Regions from separate parts of the Mus musculus genome. Here region 1 is linked to region 2. Evidence: chromatin loops called from intact Hi-C (ENCODE). Cell type or tissue: heart. All regions are shown on one strand. Each heading gives the region's core, and the rest is flanking DNA. Links, peaks and the distances in the headings are about the cores only.

What was found. Hi-C counts contacts between places; a loop is a spot of excess contacts. Peaks named below come from ENCODE experiments on the same cell type or tissue, not always from the same donor. Only the 100,000 strongest peaks of a DNase experiment are listed, where the experiment ranks them.
Region 1: a loop joins it to region 2, with 2.4 times the contacts of the local background. A loop is called at or near these places in 1 of 42 quality-filtered maps.

Annotation. Positions count from the first base shown.
Region 1 is chr11:101,083,718-101,092,043 of GRCm38, forward strand. It overlaps Coasy (Coenzyme A synthase), which reads left to right. Exons shown (of 10, transcript NM_001305982.1): 3 at 599-813; 4 at 1,038-1,169; 5 at 1,291-1,480; 6 at 1,565-1,629; 7 at 1,819-1,903; 8 at 2,073-2,170; 9 at 2,281-2,427; 10 at 2,531-2,902. The coding sequence ends at 2,593. It overlaps Mlx (MAX-like protein X), which reads left to right and starts at 3,573. Exons shown (of 8, transcript NM_001159385.1): 1 at 3,573-3,650; 2 at 4,037-4,073; 3 at 4,519-4,608; 4 at 4,881-4,987; 5 at 5,216-5,315; 6 at 5,502-5,601; 7 at 5,951-6,152; 8 at 7,392-8,326. The coding sequence starts at 3,609. The coding sequence ends at 7,448. In heart, for the core only: no CTCF peak of the experiment used is centred there; DNase peaks (open chromatin) are centred at 714, 1,294, 2,104, 3,584 and 1 weaker place; H3K4me3 peaks cover 2,472 bases; H3K27ac peaks cover 2,451 bases.
Region 2 is chr11:101,249,115-101,257,426 of GRCm38, forward strand. Vps25 (vacuolar protein sorting 25) reads left to right here and starts at 4,593. Exons shown (of 6, transcript NM_026776.5): 1 at 4,593-4,693; 2 at 4,917-5,062; 3 at 5,829-5,882; 4 at 6,895-6,983; 5 at 7,764-7,839. The coding sequence starts at 4,641. In heart, for the core only: a CTCF peak has its summit at 4,826; DNase peaks (open chromatin) are centred at 4,587, 6,967 and 7,397; H3K4me3 peaks cover 2,373 bases; H3K27ac peaks cover 2,484 bases.

The DNA.
Region 1 (8,326 bases), core at 1-8,000, 170 kb before region 2:
GACCCTGGACTAGGGCAATGGAAGGCAGCCTTCACATTTTCTTGTTCTTCCCCAATGCCAAGATCAAGGAAGGGTAGGGCCACTTCTCAACCTTCCAAAATGCCACAATGTCTGACACTCTGTTATTGCTAAGGGACGTTTGTTTGTTAAATGAATACATGTGGTATCTTTAGTCTGGGGTTCAGTCACTTTTTAACTGAAGTCAGAACTTCCCAAATGGGAACCAAGGACTCTGCACTTCATGGTTGTCCAAGTGATCGGCTCGGAGGTTTGAAACGCTGAAGATAAATGGATAGGAGATGATTGGGGGTGACCCAGTACTGCCATCAACAGTGAGGGGACTCTAAGAATATAGTAGTTCTTGGGGGTTCTCCACCAACTGATACCTATTGGTCCTGCTGCTCTGTAGGCATTTCTTAACTTGTTCTTGGAGTACACGTCAGCTCTCAAAGTGACTGATGCTTGTTTTCCCTTCTGTACCCCCAAACCTGTCCCTGTCTCACCCTTTCTTGCTGCCACTGCTTGGGAGGATTTCAGTGCTATGGGACACTCTTCCCCAAATGGGGAAAGATCTCACCGTTCCTCGCTCCTTCCTCAGGCAAGTTGCTCCCCGAGCTGCTCCAGCCGTATGCAGAGCGCGTGGAGCATCTGACTGAGTTCCTGGTGGACATCAAGCCCTCCCTGACCTTTGAACTCGTCCCCCTGCTGGATCCCTATGGGCCTGCTGGGTCCGACCCCACCTTGGAGTTCCTGGTGGTCAGCGAGGAGACCTACCGTGGGGGGATGGCTGTCAACCGCTTCCGCCTTGAGAATGTAACTCCCGAAGGAGCCTGGCAGAGGGGCTGGGAGGGGGAGGCCCGTGAGAAGTGCTGTGGTCCCAGAGCAGGGAAGGGAGGGTTCAGGGTGGAAGAACTTGTCTTGTCAAGTTCAGGAACTTGTCTGTGGAGGCGAGGGGTAGGTAGAGAGACTGGGGCTCCAGATGCCTTCTCCTAGCTCTTACTCCTTTCCTCCTCCTCCTCCTCCTCCCTTTACCTCAGGGCAAAGAAGAACTTGCTTTGTACCAGATACAACTGCTGAAGGACCAGAGTCACAATGAAAATGAGGAGGACAAGGTCAGCTCCTCCAGCTTTCGCCAGCGAATCCTGGGAAACCTGCTTCAGCCTCCAAATGTAAGCCTTCCTCCTCGCTGGTTGGGCGTGGTAAGATGCTGAAGGATAGAAACAGGCCCTCCACTGGAAGCTGGGCTTTTGAACTCCCTGGTCACTGAGGTTCCCTCTTACCTGTCTTTAGGAGAGGCCGGAGCTCCCGTCAGGTCTCTATGTGCTCGGGCTCACAGGCATCAGTGGCTCTGGGAAAAGCTCGGTAGCTCAGCGGCTGAAGAACTTGGGAGCATACATCATCGACAGCGACCATCTGGGCCATCGGGCCTATGCTCCTGGGGGTCCTGCCTACCAGCCTGTGGTGGAGGCCTTTGGAACAGGTACTAGCCAGAGAAGGCTGGAAGTGGCCTGAGGTGAGAAGATGGTGTGACCTCTTTGCTTAGCCTTCTTTCTTTGTCACCCAGATATTCTCCATAAAGATGGCACCATCAATAGGAAGGTCCTGGGCAGCCGGGTGTTTGGGAACAAGGTAAACACACACATCTTCAAGAGTTCTTGAGATCCATGGGCGGGAACCAGTGCACTCCCTAGTCTGGCACAGGAAGTCAGTCTCTGCTTATCTGCTCCCACCCCAACCCCCACCCCCCCACCCCCCACCTCACAGCTGTATTTCTCAGGAAAGTTAACCTCTGCCCACTCCCTCTGTCCCCCTCCCCAGAAGCAGATGAAGATCCTCACAGATATTGTGTGGCCAGTTATCGCAAAGCTGGCCCGGGAGGAGATGGATGTGGCTGTGGCTAAGGGTGAGTGGGAGGGATGACGGGAGCAGCCAAAGTGGGACAGTTAAGCCGCAACACCCTCTGGGATCTTCCTTGGCCCCAGGCAGACCATTCACCACCTAGGACAGCATTTGGTGCGCTGACAGGCAGCAAGCGCAAGGTGCTGCTGGCAGTGACTAGTATCTCCTCACAGGAAAAACTCTGTGTGTAATCGATGCTGCTATGCTGCTTGAAGCTGGCTGGCAGAGTATGGTACACGAGGTGTGGACCGTCGTCATCCCTGAGACTGAGGTATCTGGACCCCACTGCACCCCATCTGAGCCCACTGCAGACGGTCTCCTGCTCTGATCCAGTAGACTGGGCTAGGACCCTTCCTGACCCGTGTGTCATCCATTGCCCAGGCTGTTCGACGCATTGTTGAGAGGGATGGACTAAGTGAGGCAGCCGCTCAGAGCCGGCTGCAGAGCCAGATGAGCGGCCAGCAGCTGGTAGAGCAGAGCAACGTGGTTCTGAGCACCTTGTGGGAGTCACATGTCACACAGAGCCAGGTTGGTGCAAAGGGAAAGACTAGGTTAGGTTGTGGGGAGGGAAGGTTCAATGGTTAGCTTTTCTGACCTTGCCTTTTCTTGTATCATTCTGGCCTGGCCAAAGGTGGAAAAGGCGTGGAATCTTCTACAGAAGCGCCTCCCTAAGGCTTACCAGACCAGGAACTGACAGTGGATTTTCTATGGCGCCAAACTGGCCCTTGAAACTAACAAATCTAATGGTGAGGAGAAATGGGGGCCTTGATGTTTACCCTCTATCTGGCCTCAGGGGCTTTAAGCTAAGCTGTGCAGGACACAGAGAAGCTTGGAAGTCCGCCTAGCATGCTGGAATTTGTCCAGCAATGAGGACACAGCTAATGGGGAGCGATCCGCTCTGAGGTTCTGTCCGCTTTTTGGTGGTGGATGTGATGTCTACCTAGTGTTGATGGGTTTGGTGAAGTCTGGACCCAGTAACTGAATTAAAGATGTTTCCAAGTGCTGCTTGTGTGGTTTTCTGTTTCCTCTCCAGTGACTCTAGATACCTTTGGAACGTTAGACTCCAAATTCAGGGGCAAGGTCTGAGCTGGAAGTCAAGGAGTGCTGTAAAGTGTAACCTATCAGTGACTAGTTATGTGCTTTTGAGTATGTTATAGACTTTACTGTAAGCTTAACTTAAAAGGCATTTTTATAAGACTTAGCGTCCTGCACCTGCTGAGTGTTGGGAGACCGATGCTGGAGGTGGCTTTGTGCCCCCTTAGATCAGATCATGTGATGTAGGAGAAATTCTTGACCCAGCAGCAATTGCCAGGCGGACCAGCTGTGCGCGTGCGTACAAGGTGTCACACTGTTCAGACAGATGCTAGTACTCTCACTCGGGTTCTACCACTAAACTAATTACACTTCTAGCCCCTCTGACAATCTTTTTGGAGGTGCTCCATTGCACAGAAAATCGCCACCATTGAAGATTCTCATTCGGAGGCCAGTGGGGACCCTTAGGGGCTGACATTGCCTACATTAAAGCGAATTGGCCAGATTTAGCCTCCTCCAACATTCAGTTAAAAACTGGAGCGGCGCAAGCGCAGCGCTATCACACCGCTCACGACTACAATTGCGGATTGGTGGGTTGGATCACGTGACTGAGCCTCGCCTCTTCCTGGAGGTTGGGGGCCAGTCCGCTGGCTTGTTTCCGGTTCGGTAGGTTCACGATGACGGAGCCGGGCGCCTCTCCGGAGGACCCTTGGGTCAAGGCAAGCTTCGCGGACGCGCACGCCGGCGAGGGGAGGGCGGGTCGGGCTCGTGCACGTAGGGGGTCCGGAAGACGCGGGGCTCCCCAACTATCCCCAGAGTCTCCCCTGCTGTCCGGGGCCCGGGGCTGCAGAGAAGACAGCTCTCACCCGGCCTGTGCCAAGGTGGGGAGACAAACGGGCGTGTGTGCGGGAACGAGGGGGTCATAGCTGGGAGATGGGGCGGGGACGGTAGGAGCATACAGAGGGGGCGACGCCCCCCTAGGCCCAGCCAAGGCTTGGCTTAACCATTCAGTGGTCCCTGCACCTGTGGTATGAGCTTTCGCGGATTGCGCGTGCCTTCCTAGAGGCAGAGGTTTGACAGGCTTCTCCCTTGCTTGGTGCTGCAGGTCGAGTATGCCTACAGTGACAACAGCCTGGATCCTGGTGAGTGCCTTCTCCATTGTCTGCGGGTCAGGAATGACTCCTGGTTCGGCTCTGTAGATTCTTATGGTCTTGCCAGCCACACCTGAGCACAGTCCACTGTCACTGCGCCAAGGACTTGGCTTGAGAAGTGAGGGTGGAGCTGGAGAATAGGCAGGAAGCAACCATGGTCACACCTGGTTCCTCTGCATTAGAATGGGAAATGATGGAAACAGTGACAGCTGGTCATAGTCACTGCATCCAGATGCTCCTGTGTGAGCCAGAAATAAGTCCTCTGGGCAGTGTAGACCCTGGGACAGGAGCATTTCAGCATGAAATGGAAGGCCTGTGGTGACTGGCTTTGGAGTTGATGGCGAGAGGTCAGCATTTGAAGCCATTGTGCCCATAGGTGACTGAAGGCATGGCAGTGTTCCCCAATCCTTAGTGACTTGAGGCCTCTTTTTTCCAGGGCTTTTTGTAGAAAGCACCCACAAGGGGAGTGTAGTGTCCAGAGCTAATAGCATCGGCTCCACCAGTGCCTCTTCTGTCCCCAACACAGGTAGGCAGCAACATAGCCCGTCGCACACCTGGGGAGACTTAGCTCTTCCATCATTTTAGTATCTTTCCTAGATAGGGAGCTCCGCTCTCCATATGGGGGTGGCAGGAACAGTGCCAAGCCCGAGGCTCACTGTCTTTCACCTCATCAGAGATTAACTAGGTTCTTTCTATTCAACATCTCTGGGCACCAGGTCCTTCCAACTGGGGAAGGGTGGGCGAATTGGATTTAGTGTACTGTAAAGTGATCTCTCCTTCCTCCATCTCTGAGTTTAGATGATGAGGACAGTGATTATCAGCAGGAGTCCTACAAGGAGTCCTACAAAGACCGGAGGCGGCGTGCGCACACTCAGGCTGAACAGAAGAGAAGGGATGCTATTAAGGTGACTGGAAGCCTGTACCCAGGGCAGCAGGGAAGGACCCTGCCCTGACCCTTCAGCCCCAGATGTCTGCAGGGGTGGGGTGGGGTGGGGATGCTGGGCTGGTTCTATGCCTGCACCTCTTCCTTCCAGCCCTCTGTGCTTTGAGTCTGAGCATGGAACTGGTATCAAAAGTGTGCGCTAGCCTTTGCTGTTCCTGAGCTAAGGAACCCATTTCCCTGCTATTTCCAGAGAGGCTATGATGACCTTCAGACCATTGTCCCTACCTGCCAGCAGCAGGATTTCTCCATTGGCTCCCAAAAACTCAGCAAAGCCATCGTTCTACAGAAGAGTATGTCCAGGCAAGGGGTGGGGCAGGGGGGGTAGTAGTGTCTGTGAAGTGGCTAGGACCTGGTCGCACCCAGGTGTGGTCGCCTTAATGGAAAAGTTGGTTTATAGGGGAAGGGCAAACAAAATAAGCCCTCTTCCTGGTTCAGACTTCCTCAGTGCTCAACCCTTCTCTTGGCTCCTACTCCAGCCATTGACTACATCCAGTTTTTACACAAGGAGAAGAAAAAGCAGGAGGAAGAAGTATCCACACTGCGCAAGGACGTCACAGCCTTGAAGATAATGAAAGTGTAAGAGGGGTGCTGAATTGGGGGCTGGGGGGCTGAGGTCAAGTGCACTCTTGTTCAGAGGCTATGTTGGAGAACACATGTAGGTGACCCAGCAAGGAAGTCACTGTAAGACACAGCTGACTGGCCCACCAGTCTTGTACATATAACAGACATATAGGACGTAAATACCCATCAAGGTAAGAGTTTCTCACTGTTTCTGACTTAGGCTCGTCTATCCAGCTGATAACGAATGCATCCCCACAGGTGCCTAGGAATCCCCTTATGGCATGGCCAACTGGATTATCCCTCCATACTTTTCAGGTAGACAGCTGCCATAGCACCTCAGCCCTGTTTGTTTGCATGCTTTCAGGAACTATGAGCAAATCGTGAAGGCACATCAGGACAACCCTCATGAGGGAGAGGACCAGGTCTCTGACCAGGTCAAGTTCAACGTCTTTCAAGGCATCATGGACTCCCTCTTCCAGTCTTTCAACGCCTCTATCTCTGTGGCCAGCTTCCAGGAGCTCTCAGCTTGTGTCTTCAGCTGGATTGAGGAACACTGTGAGCCACAGGTATGTGGCAGGTGGGGTCATGGTGCCTGAGGTTCTCTTACCATACTCCAGGAAAAGTGTAGCTGCCTTTGGGTTTCTGTCTACAAAGCTTAATACTCTGTCTTTGCTGCCTAGCCCAGTGAAGGTCTCAGCTGGCAACCAGGATGTGAGCATTCAGTGCCAGGTCCAGCTTTAGCCCATGTCATTGGTGACTCATTAGCTACCCTGTCTACTCCTTGGCTGTCCTGTATGGAAGCCAACAGCTTGAAGTTTCTAGAAACATGAAAGTTTGCAGATTACAAGACACCCTCACTCCCTGTAGCCCCAGGATTTTTATTGTGCTGGCTTCTACTCTTGAGGCCTGCCGTTTTTTTCTCAGATTTTCCACTTTCTTTTATGTTTCTCAACATTTTCATTGTGAAATACTCTACACAAACACTGCAACAGTCAAGGACTGTTGGAGTGAACACTCATACCCAGCATGTCAGTTATACCAGTGACACACTCATCTTTGTCTGCATCTTAGTTCAGGGATTTGGAAATTAAAAGTAGGCAACACTCCATTTCAGGGACCTTTTTTCCTTTACAAAAATTATTTTATGTACATGGGTATTTATTTTGTCTGCATTTATCCATGTGCTACATGTGTCTGCCTGATGCCAGAGGCCAGAAGAGGGCCTTGGACCCCTGAAAGTGGATTTGCAGGTGGTTGTGAGCCACCAGATGAGGGTACTGGGAACAGGACCTGGGTCCTCTTTAAGAGCAGCAAGTACTCTTCACCACGGAGACATCTCTAACACCCTCCCCGCACCAAAGAAAAAGTTTGTTTAGTGTGTGAGGTCAGAGGCAACGTTTTAGTGAGTTCTTTCCTTTCATCTTTATGTGGACTCCACAGAGACTGAGTGACCAGAGGCTTTACTGCCAGGCCATCTCTCCAGGCCTTTTTTCTTTGAGTGCTAGGAAGTACTCCACCAAGCTGCCAACCCTTGGGTGACTATTTTATAGCTTTTTTTCTTTCTTTTTGGTTTTCCGAGATAGGGTTTATCCTGTATAGCCTTGGCTGTCCTGGAACTCACTCTGTAGACCAGGCTGGCCTCAAACTCAGAAATTTGCCTGCCTCTGCCTCCCAAGTGCTGGGATTAAAGGTGTGTGCCACCACCGCCCGGCTAGGGGTGACTATTTTAAACGCCTTCAAGAGCATGGCCACTCTAGGCAGGCGTCTTAAAGGCCTGTGTGTCACCTGAACATTGTCTTTCCTAGACTCTACGAGAGATTGTGATCGGTGTCCTTCATCAGTTGAAAAACCAACTCTACTGATTGCCCATGGAAGCCTGCAGAGCAGCCAACAAGAGGCCTTTGAGAGTGTGGCCATGGAACTAACTGCTGGGCCTATGAGACTGGCCTGCAACACCTCACACCGGTCAGCTGGTTTCTACTTGGTGTTTGGTTTTCCCAACCCCACTTCAGCTTCGGTGGGGTTGAGTGTTTTGTGAAAGCTTCTGAATAATTTATTATATTGTCCACAATGTTGAACCTACCCAACCTTCCCCTTTCTAGGAAAAGCCTCTAGGACAAGAGTCTGTTCAGGGAGCCTCACAGAACCCTGAGCCCCTCAGCCTTTTCTCTACCCACTGGGTTCCTGCTCACAATCTATATACATAATTTGGAAATCGTTTGCCTCTGCTTGGTCTCTTGGGCAACACTTGGCTCAAGTTTGGGTATTTTGGCAGTTCTTAAGTTAGAAAAAAGGAAAAGAAATAGCCCTATGGCCATGAAGGGTAAAAGGCCACCTTGTGCCTAGGCTAGGGCTGTGTGGTCAATACTAAGTAAGGCCAGGGTATTCTAGCCAGCTCAGGGTAGGGCTGCCTGACCCTGCTACCCTCATGTTCTGCTGCCCACTTCAGCTGCTGTAGGTGCTACAGGAAACAGCGTCCCATCAGCTCTTGCCCTGTCTTCCCAAAGGCAAAGGCAGCATTACATATTTGAATTTATCTTCTAAATACCCACAGTGCATTTTTGTTATATGCAGTTTCCCAAACTTCTTAGCAGACCTCCAAAGCAGCCCCAGCCTCTTCTGCATAATGTGTGTATCTGCCCCACCAGTGTGTTGTCTCCATTTCTCCTGGGGCCTGGGGATAGAGTTAGGTGGGACAGGAGATCCTCAAGTCTTCTGGGGGTAGGCCAGGGCGATCCCT
Region 2 (8,312 bases), core at 313-8,312:
ACAACCTAGTTCTTAGACAGGCCCTTCTGTACGCTTCTTGAGAAATATGGATACAATATTCTATTAACACATCTACGTCTCTGCCCATTTCTGTGTATGAACAGGGTTTCCCAGACAGGGAAGATCAGTTTCCCTCACGGGGGATCTCTCCTACCCAATCCTTCCTGGGTTACACTTGCCGGGTCCCCCCAAATACAGGCAAAGCAACTTTGCTTTCTGTGAAAATACCTAATTATCTTTTGCAAGCACTCTTAGCCTCTTTAGAGGCTCCTGTTCTCCCTGCTGAAATATCTGTTTCCCAAAATGTCTATCTCCTGACACATGCCTATCTGTTTTGTAGATATATGCCTGAGTTGCTTGGGACCTTCCTATTTGTTGTCAAAGATATACTCCTCTCAGGCCACATCTGTCACCGAAGGACTTTGGTTTTGATTGTTTTTAAAGGATTTATTAATTAATTTATTTAATGCATATGATTACACTGTAGCTGTCTTCAGACACAGCAGATCCCATGACAGATGGTTGTGAGCCACCATGTGGTTGCTGGGAATTGAACTCAGGACCTCTGGAAGAGCAGTCGGTCGGTGCTCTTAACCACTGAGCCATCTCACCAGCCCTGATTTTTCTTTCTTTCTTTCTTTCTTTCTTTCTTTCTTTCTTTCTTTCTTTCTTTCTTTTTTTTTTTTTTCTTTTTTTTTTTTTTGAGACAAGGTTTCTCTGTGTAGCTCTGGCTGTCCTGGAACTCAGAGATCTCCCTGTGTCTGCCTCACAAAGGCTGGGATTACATGCATGTGCCACCACCAACCAGTAACCTAAGGATGGATGGATATATATATATATATATATTTGATTTGGTTTTTGTTGTTGTTGTTGTTGTTGTTGTTGTTTTTTGAGACAGGGTTTCTCTGTATAGCCCTGGCTGTCCTGGAACTCACTTTGTAGACCAGGCTGGCCTCAAACTCAGAAATCTGCCTGCCTCTGTCTCCCAAGTGCTGGGATTAAAGGCGTGCGCCACCACGCCCGGCCTATATATTTGAAACATGGTTTCTCCAGCTGTCGCAGAACTCACTCTATCGACCAGGCTGGCCTCAAATTCAGAGATCCATCTGTGTCTGCCTCCCAGTGCTGGGATTAAAAATGAACGCTACCACTGCTCAGCAACGTTAACATATTTTAAATTTTCAGCTGAGATAACTATTTGCTCTATTTCCATGAATGTATATGTGTCCTTATTCGTTTTATTAATATGCCCCAGGGACCTGCTGGTGTAAAAGACGGTGTACAGCAGGGTGTTGGGAAAGGCAGGTTAGAACAACTCGGGCTCGATTCTACCCTCAATGGCTTTCATCCCCTGAGAAATTTGACATATACAAATAAATAAGAGAGGCTGGCTCAGTGGTTAAGAACATTGACTGCTCTTCCAGAGATCCTGAGTTCAAATCCCAGCACTAACATGGTGGCTCACAACCATCTGTAATAGGATCAGATGCCCTCTTCTGGTGTGTCTGAAGACAGCTACAATGTACTCATATACATAAAATAATAAAATCTTTAAAAGGAAACAAATAAGAAATCAGAATGGGCCGGGTGGTGGTGGCGCATGCCTTTAATCCCAGCACTTGGGAGGCAGAGGCAGACAGATTTCTGAGTTTGAGGCTAACCTGGTCTACAAAGTGAGTTCCAGGACAGCCAGAGCTATACAGAGAAACCCTGTCTTGAAAAAAATAAAATAAAATAAAGAAAGAAAACAAATCAGAATGTATGACGGCAGTTATACAAGGGAAACAGCCCACGTGCAAAGGAGGGAGGGAGGGAATCCTGTGTGGCCGAGATGATCACAGAAATGTGCCATTAGCCTTTCTGTAGCTTGAGGTAAATACTAGCCAGAAGCAACTTAAAGGAGCAAAGTTTTATTTATTTATTTATTTTTTTGCTTAATGTTCCAGAGCACAGCTACTGGGTTTCATTGTTTCTGGGGTCATAGTGGGGCAAGAACGTCATGGCAGGGAGCATGTGTCCAAACAGAAGCCTCATAGCAACTGAAAAGCATAACCTGGCAGAGGCTATGGACAAGGCTAGGGACAGGGGCAGGCCCCTGGTAACCTATTACTTCCCACCAGTCTCTAACTCCCCATAGTCCACTAGGCTCTGGATTCGTTAATGAATTACCTCTTGATAAAGTTAGATTCCTCAGAATCTGAGCACCCAAACCCTAGCAAACATAGCTGGGGCCCAAGCCTTCAACATATAAACTTTCAGAGAGACATTGCCATGTCCTGGAGTCAGAAGAGTGTGACTGCAGAGTTGGTCCAGGGCAAGGCCTTAGGTGGAAAGTATTCCCCTGGAGCAGACATTGAATGAGTGTGGATTAGGAAGTCATTGTAGACCCCAGGAGTAAAGCCCGGCTTTGTGGCTCACACTTTTGACCCTAACACTCAGGGGCAGAGGTAGGTGGATCTCTGAGTTTGAGGCCACCCTGATCTGTGTAGCCAGGTTGACATAGTGAGATCCTGTCTCAAACAACATCGACAAAGGTATCCAGGAGTGAGAAAATCAAGACTTAGCCAAACTGATGAGCGGGGAGGCAAACCTAATTATAAGTAGGAGTTATGATTAAAATCAATGAAGGGAATCTATAGGACCATCCGTCATGAGGGGGTAAAGGAGAGAGAGGTGTTAGAGATAAGTCAGACTTTGACCTTCAGAACTGACCTAAGGGGGGAAAATGTAGGGGGCTGAAAAGATAGCTCATAGATTAAGATCAGTCACTGCTCTTACAAAGGACCAAAGTTCTATTCCATTTAAATAGCCATGTCAGGCAACTCACAATCACCTGTAATTCCAGCTCCAGGGAATCCTCTTCTTGTCTCCAGGAGCACTTGCATAAATGCATATATACATATAAATAAAAAGAAATTAATACCTTCTTTAAAAAGAAAGAAGGTGGGTCTAGAGAGATGGCTTAGCAGTTAAGAGCACTGAGTGCTCTTCCAGAGGTCCTGAGTTTAATTCCCAGCAACCACATGGTGGCTCAAAACCATCTGTAATGGGATCTGATGCCCTCTTCTGGTGTGTCTGAAGACAACTACAGTGTACTCACATATCTAAAATAGATATATCTTTAAAAAAAACAGACCATGGACACAGCACACACATGTAATCTCAGTTCTCAGAAGGTTGAGGCAGTGGGATTAAAGGCTGAGCTCTGGGATAAAGGTGTGCTCAGCTAACATTTTTTTTTTCTTTTAAGATTTATTTGTTTATGTATGTATATGAGTACACTGTAGCTGTCTTCAGACACACCAGAAGAGGGCGTCAGATCTCATTACGAGTGATTGTGAGCCACCATGTGGCTGCTGGGATTTGAACTCAGGACCTTCAGAAGAGCAGTCAGTGCTCTTTACCTGCTGAGCCATCTCACCAGCCCTAACATTACTTTTAAATAGAAATAAAGTGAGCTACACAGAAAGGGAGGGAGGCATGATGATAGTGATATCCGGAAAGAAATTGAAAAATTGAGGCAACACGTTACTTGTAAAGGAAGAATGGCAGTTTTGAGTTCAAAAGGCAAAGGAAGAAAAAATGGGGAGGAGCTTTGGAGCTATGAATTAAACATTGTGACAGAGAGAGATTAAGGGATTCTCACAATAATTCTTCAGGGAACAGAAAGATAGACACAGGCGGACTATTTTGAATGAGGATAACAGGGAATCAATGAAAACAGCCCAGCTTCTTCTCGCTCTTTAAAGGTGAGCATCTCCTAGCAGCCCAAGGTCAGCCTTCTTTTCAATACACCTTTTGTTTAGTGCTCTTATCCCTTAAATGGGTTCATATTGCATGTCAGGTCAGAAGACTCCCAAACTTGTATTTCTAGATCCAACAAGGCTCCCCTGAGAGTCCAGTAGTGAGATTAGTCAGCGAGCCCGGGACTCAGTAAACATGTTCTGGTTGGTCTTCAGCAATTTTCCACAGCTCAGCAGTGGAAGTACTGTTGGGAGAATGGAAACAGTAATTCTGGTTTGGGAACTGACCCGTAGTTTAGGCAGGCAAAGGGACAGATCTGACTAGTGTAGGCTGGGTATGAGTCAGATGAAGCCAAAGGGATTCCAAGTCTGGGGTCTAGAAAGGAAGAGGTTAAGAGCTAAACGTTAGTTTTGATTCTTTGAAAAAAGCAATAAGTTTTGATTCTTTGAAAATCGCGTATAGCGATGCAAACCACACAATATGCTCCCATGATCCTACAGGAAATTTAAGAGTGAAGTCAACCTGGGTGGGAATGCAGGAAATTTCGGCATCATGAGTTTAAATTGGCAACCGACACGAAGGTGAAGCCTCCAGATGTGGATTCTAACTTGCGTTCGGCTGACCTCGCAATTTGCAGAGGGAAACTACGTGTCGTCGTCCCCCCCCCCCCCCCCCGCCCCCGTTTCCCTCTGTTTAAGCGACAAGACCCAGAACTCCTGCGCTTCATGTTGAAGTTTTTCTTTAGACAGCAGCAGATTGGTGACAAGAACCGTTCCCATCCCACTGCGGCGCCTCCCGAGAGGAGTCCGGAACCTTTCTGCTGTGCTGTCAGCCCGGACATGCTGAGGCGGAGACCGGAAGCCCCTTGTCGGTTCCGGGTTTTCTGGGCTACTACGATGGCGATGAGTTTCGAGTGGCCGTGGCAGTACCGCTTCCCGCCCTTCTTTACGTGAGGCTCAGACCCTGAGAAGCCCAGTGTAGCTCCCTCCCGTCCCCGGGGCCCAGGGCTCAGCCCTGATGATTCACTTGGGGTTCCGGGGGAGACGGGAGCTGCCGGCCGCCTTCCTGTCCAGCCAGCCCGTCACTGTCTCCCCCTAACGTGCTGCTAGGCTGGTGCTGCTGCCGCCCTCTTCCACGCTTTAATTCCTCGTCCTGCTCCCTTCGCCCGGCAGGTTACAGCCGAACGTGGACACCCGGCAGAAGCAGCTGGCCGCCTGGTGCTCTCTGGTTCTGTCCTTCTGCCGCCTGCACAAACAGTCCAGCATGACGGTGATGGAAGCCCAGGAGAGCCCGCTTTTCAACAACGTCAAGCTACAGCGTATCCTCCCTCAGGCTCTTCCATAGCCCACCCCCAGCCCCCACACACACGCACTCCCACACTTTTCTACATGCCCAGACTGCATCTCCCCACCTCCCTTTACCCACAGTAGGCAGGCTTCTATTCAACCTGGACTTGGGAAACAGCAAAACTAAATGGCAGATAATCATTTTATATGCACTTTTGCAGGCAGTGCAAGCTCCCTTTACCCTAGTTAATGAGTGCTGGGGTCTTTAAGTCCCAAGCTTTACACACTGGACCCTTTAAAACTATTTGAATCTCCTCTCTGTGAGCCTCAAATCCCAAACCATCTTTAATAATTTTTTTGACTTGCCCCACCTCTCCCAGGAAGTGAGGGTCATTTATTTTTGCTCTCTGATTCATAGGTAAAATTTGTGGAGAAAAAGGCACAGAGAATGAAGTAAAGGGTAACACCCTTTATTTTCTAAAACTCTTGCCTTTTATTTGAGACCTGATCTCTATAGCCCAGCCCAGCCTTGGACTGGTGATTCTCCTGTGTCCATCCCATAAGAGCTGGTATTACAGGCCTGTAACACACTTTGCTAGTTCTTCCTTCTAACTGGAAGTTTCTTTTTACCTCCTTTTCCAGAATATTGAGGAAATGCAAACATATCTTCTTCAAAAATTGCATGTATGTATGGCAGGGAAAGGAGGGGGCTAGATCATTCTTTATCGTGGGCCGAACTCCGAAAATGTTTTATTTAACCTAATTTACATGTAGGCCATTCCCTTAACCTTAAGCCAGGGAAACTTCCTGTGGAGTCAATTCAGATTGTATTAGAAGAACTGAGAAAGAAAGGTGGGTTCAGTTCTCAGATACCTGTTGGTTTGTTTGTCTGTTTAAAGATATATTTATTTATTTCATGTATATGAGTACACCATTGCTCTCTTAAGACACACCAGAAGAGGGCATCAGATCTCATTACAGATGGTTGTGAGCCACCATGTGGTTGCTGGGAATTGAACTCAGGACCTGTGGAAGAGCAGTCAATGCTCTTAACCACTGAGCCATCTCTTCAGGCCCCCTGGTTTTGTTTGGTTTGGTTTGGTTTGGTTTTTTTTTTTTTTTTTTTTTTTTTTTTTTTTTTGGTTTTTCGAGACAGGGTTTCTCTGTATAGCCCTGGCTGTCCTGGAGCTCACTTTGTAGACCAGGCTGGCCTCGAACTCAGAAATCCGCCTGCCTCTGCCTCCTCTGCTGGGATTAAAGGCATGCGCCACCACGCCCAGCTTGTTTTGTTTTTTAAATACTGTTTTTCACATGTCCTGTGGTATTTGCCTTCTTATATGTCTGTATGAAGGTGTCAGATCCCCTGGAACTAGAGTTACAGACAGTTGTAAGCTACCATGTGGGTGCTGGGAATTGAAGCCGGGTCCTCTGGAAAAACAGTCAGTGTTAACCACTGAGCCATCTATCCGGCCCCTCCCCTACTTTTTTTCTTCTTACTTGGGATTTTTTTTCCCCTGAGGGTACAACAGGGCAACTCTTCCTTTTAGTGACCTTTTTTTTTTTTTTTTCTTTTTTGTCTCTCTCAGCCTGAAGCCTCAAGTATTCTGAGATGGCCTAGTTCTCCCCCCACCCCCCACCTCCTGCCATCCCCACCCCCACCCCCTGTTAGTGTACAGAATTAAATTTCCTCTCTGGCCTAAGAAAGATAGACTAAGAAGAACAGGATGCCTTATAAGTAAGAATAGTAAAAATACTATTGTATCTCTTGTTCTGAAAGCAGAGGCTCGTCCCCTCTGCCGGGTGTTGGTATTTGCCTCTGTGCCTTTTTTAGAGCACGATGCTCTCATAAGTATCTGTTTTACAGGGAACCTCGAGTGGTTGGATAAGAATAAGTCTAGCTTCCTGATCATGTGGCGGAGGCCAGAAGAATGGGGGAAACTCATTTACCAATGGGTGAGGCCACCCTGCTAAGCCCTAGGCAGTGACCCATGGCAAAGAAGACTTGTTGCCTGTGCCCAACAGATAGCTGGCATCCTTAGATGCAGACCTGGCAAAGTGGGGAGTGGGCGAGAGAGGAAGCATGGGCCTCGCTGGCAACCATCCTTCTGTGATGCAATGCCTCTCCTGCACAAAATCTCTCTTTCTTTGGCTGTCAGAGGCCAGAGGCTACGTGAGGCCATGTTTAGAGAATGCAACACTGGGAACCTTGAGTGCTATTGTTGGCTGGAGCCTCTGGCCACAGGAGATAAATGGGGAAAGGAAGGGAGAGAAAAAAAAAAAAAAACCTGGGTTCCCTCTCCCACTGTGCGTCCATGGCGTTGTCTCCATGAATGCACCTTCTGAACCAGTGTGGGTGTGAGGACAGAATCCTCTGTCCCTCAAAGTCCTACTCACCACCAGCTCCAAACATTCCCAGGAGAGGAGGAGGGGAGGGAGCGTCAACAGCCTAAATATAACAAATACACACCGCCCATTCCTGAAGAGAAAATAACCAGAGTGAGAGGTCACTTTTGAGACACGTGAAAGGCTGTGGCTTAGTGGTTCTGAATGTGTGTACACACATACAAATATAGCACCTGTAGGGTTTACAGTAAGGCTTAGGACACTGCAGAGGTGACAGTGCTCATTTGGGTATAGGTACCATTCCAGGAGAAAAAAAAAAGGCAGAGCTGAAGTTCACCCTCTCCCAAGAGACTCTTGGTCCTTGCTCAGCCTCGTTTTCTGTGCCCTCAGGTTTCCAGGAGTGGCCAGAATAACTCTGTGTTTACTCTGTATGAACTGACGAGTGGGGAAGACACAGAGGATGAAGGTAATGCCTTTTTCTTCTTCTATTTCTCTGGTCAGGAATCCTCTTTTCTCCAGTGGTTTTTTTTCTTTCTTTCTTTTTCTTTTTTTTTTTTTTTTTTTTTTTTTTTTGGTTTTGCAAGACAGGGTTTCTCTGTGTAGCCCTGGCTGTCCTGGAACTCACTCTGTAGACCAGGCTGGCCTTGAACTCAGAAATCTGCCTGCCTCTGCTTCCCAAGTGCTGGGATCAGAGGCGTGCGCCACCACCGCCTGGCCAGTGTTTTGTTTTTTAAAGACAGGGTCTCTATCTGTAGCCCTGGCTATCTGAAACTTGCTGTGTAGACCAGGCAGGCCTTGAACTAAGAGATCTGCCTGCCTCTGCCTCCTAGGTTCTGAAATGAAAGGTGTGTGCCACCACCTCCCGACCAGTATTGGCTTAATGCTTCTTCAGACTAACCATTTCTGTCTCTGAAGAGTTCCATAATGCAGAAGTCCTAA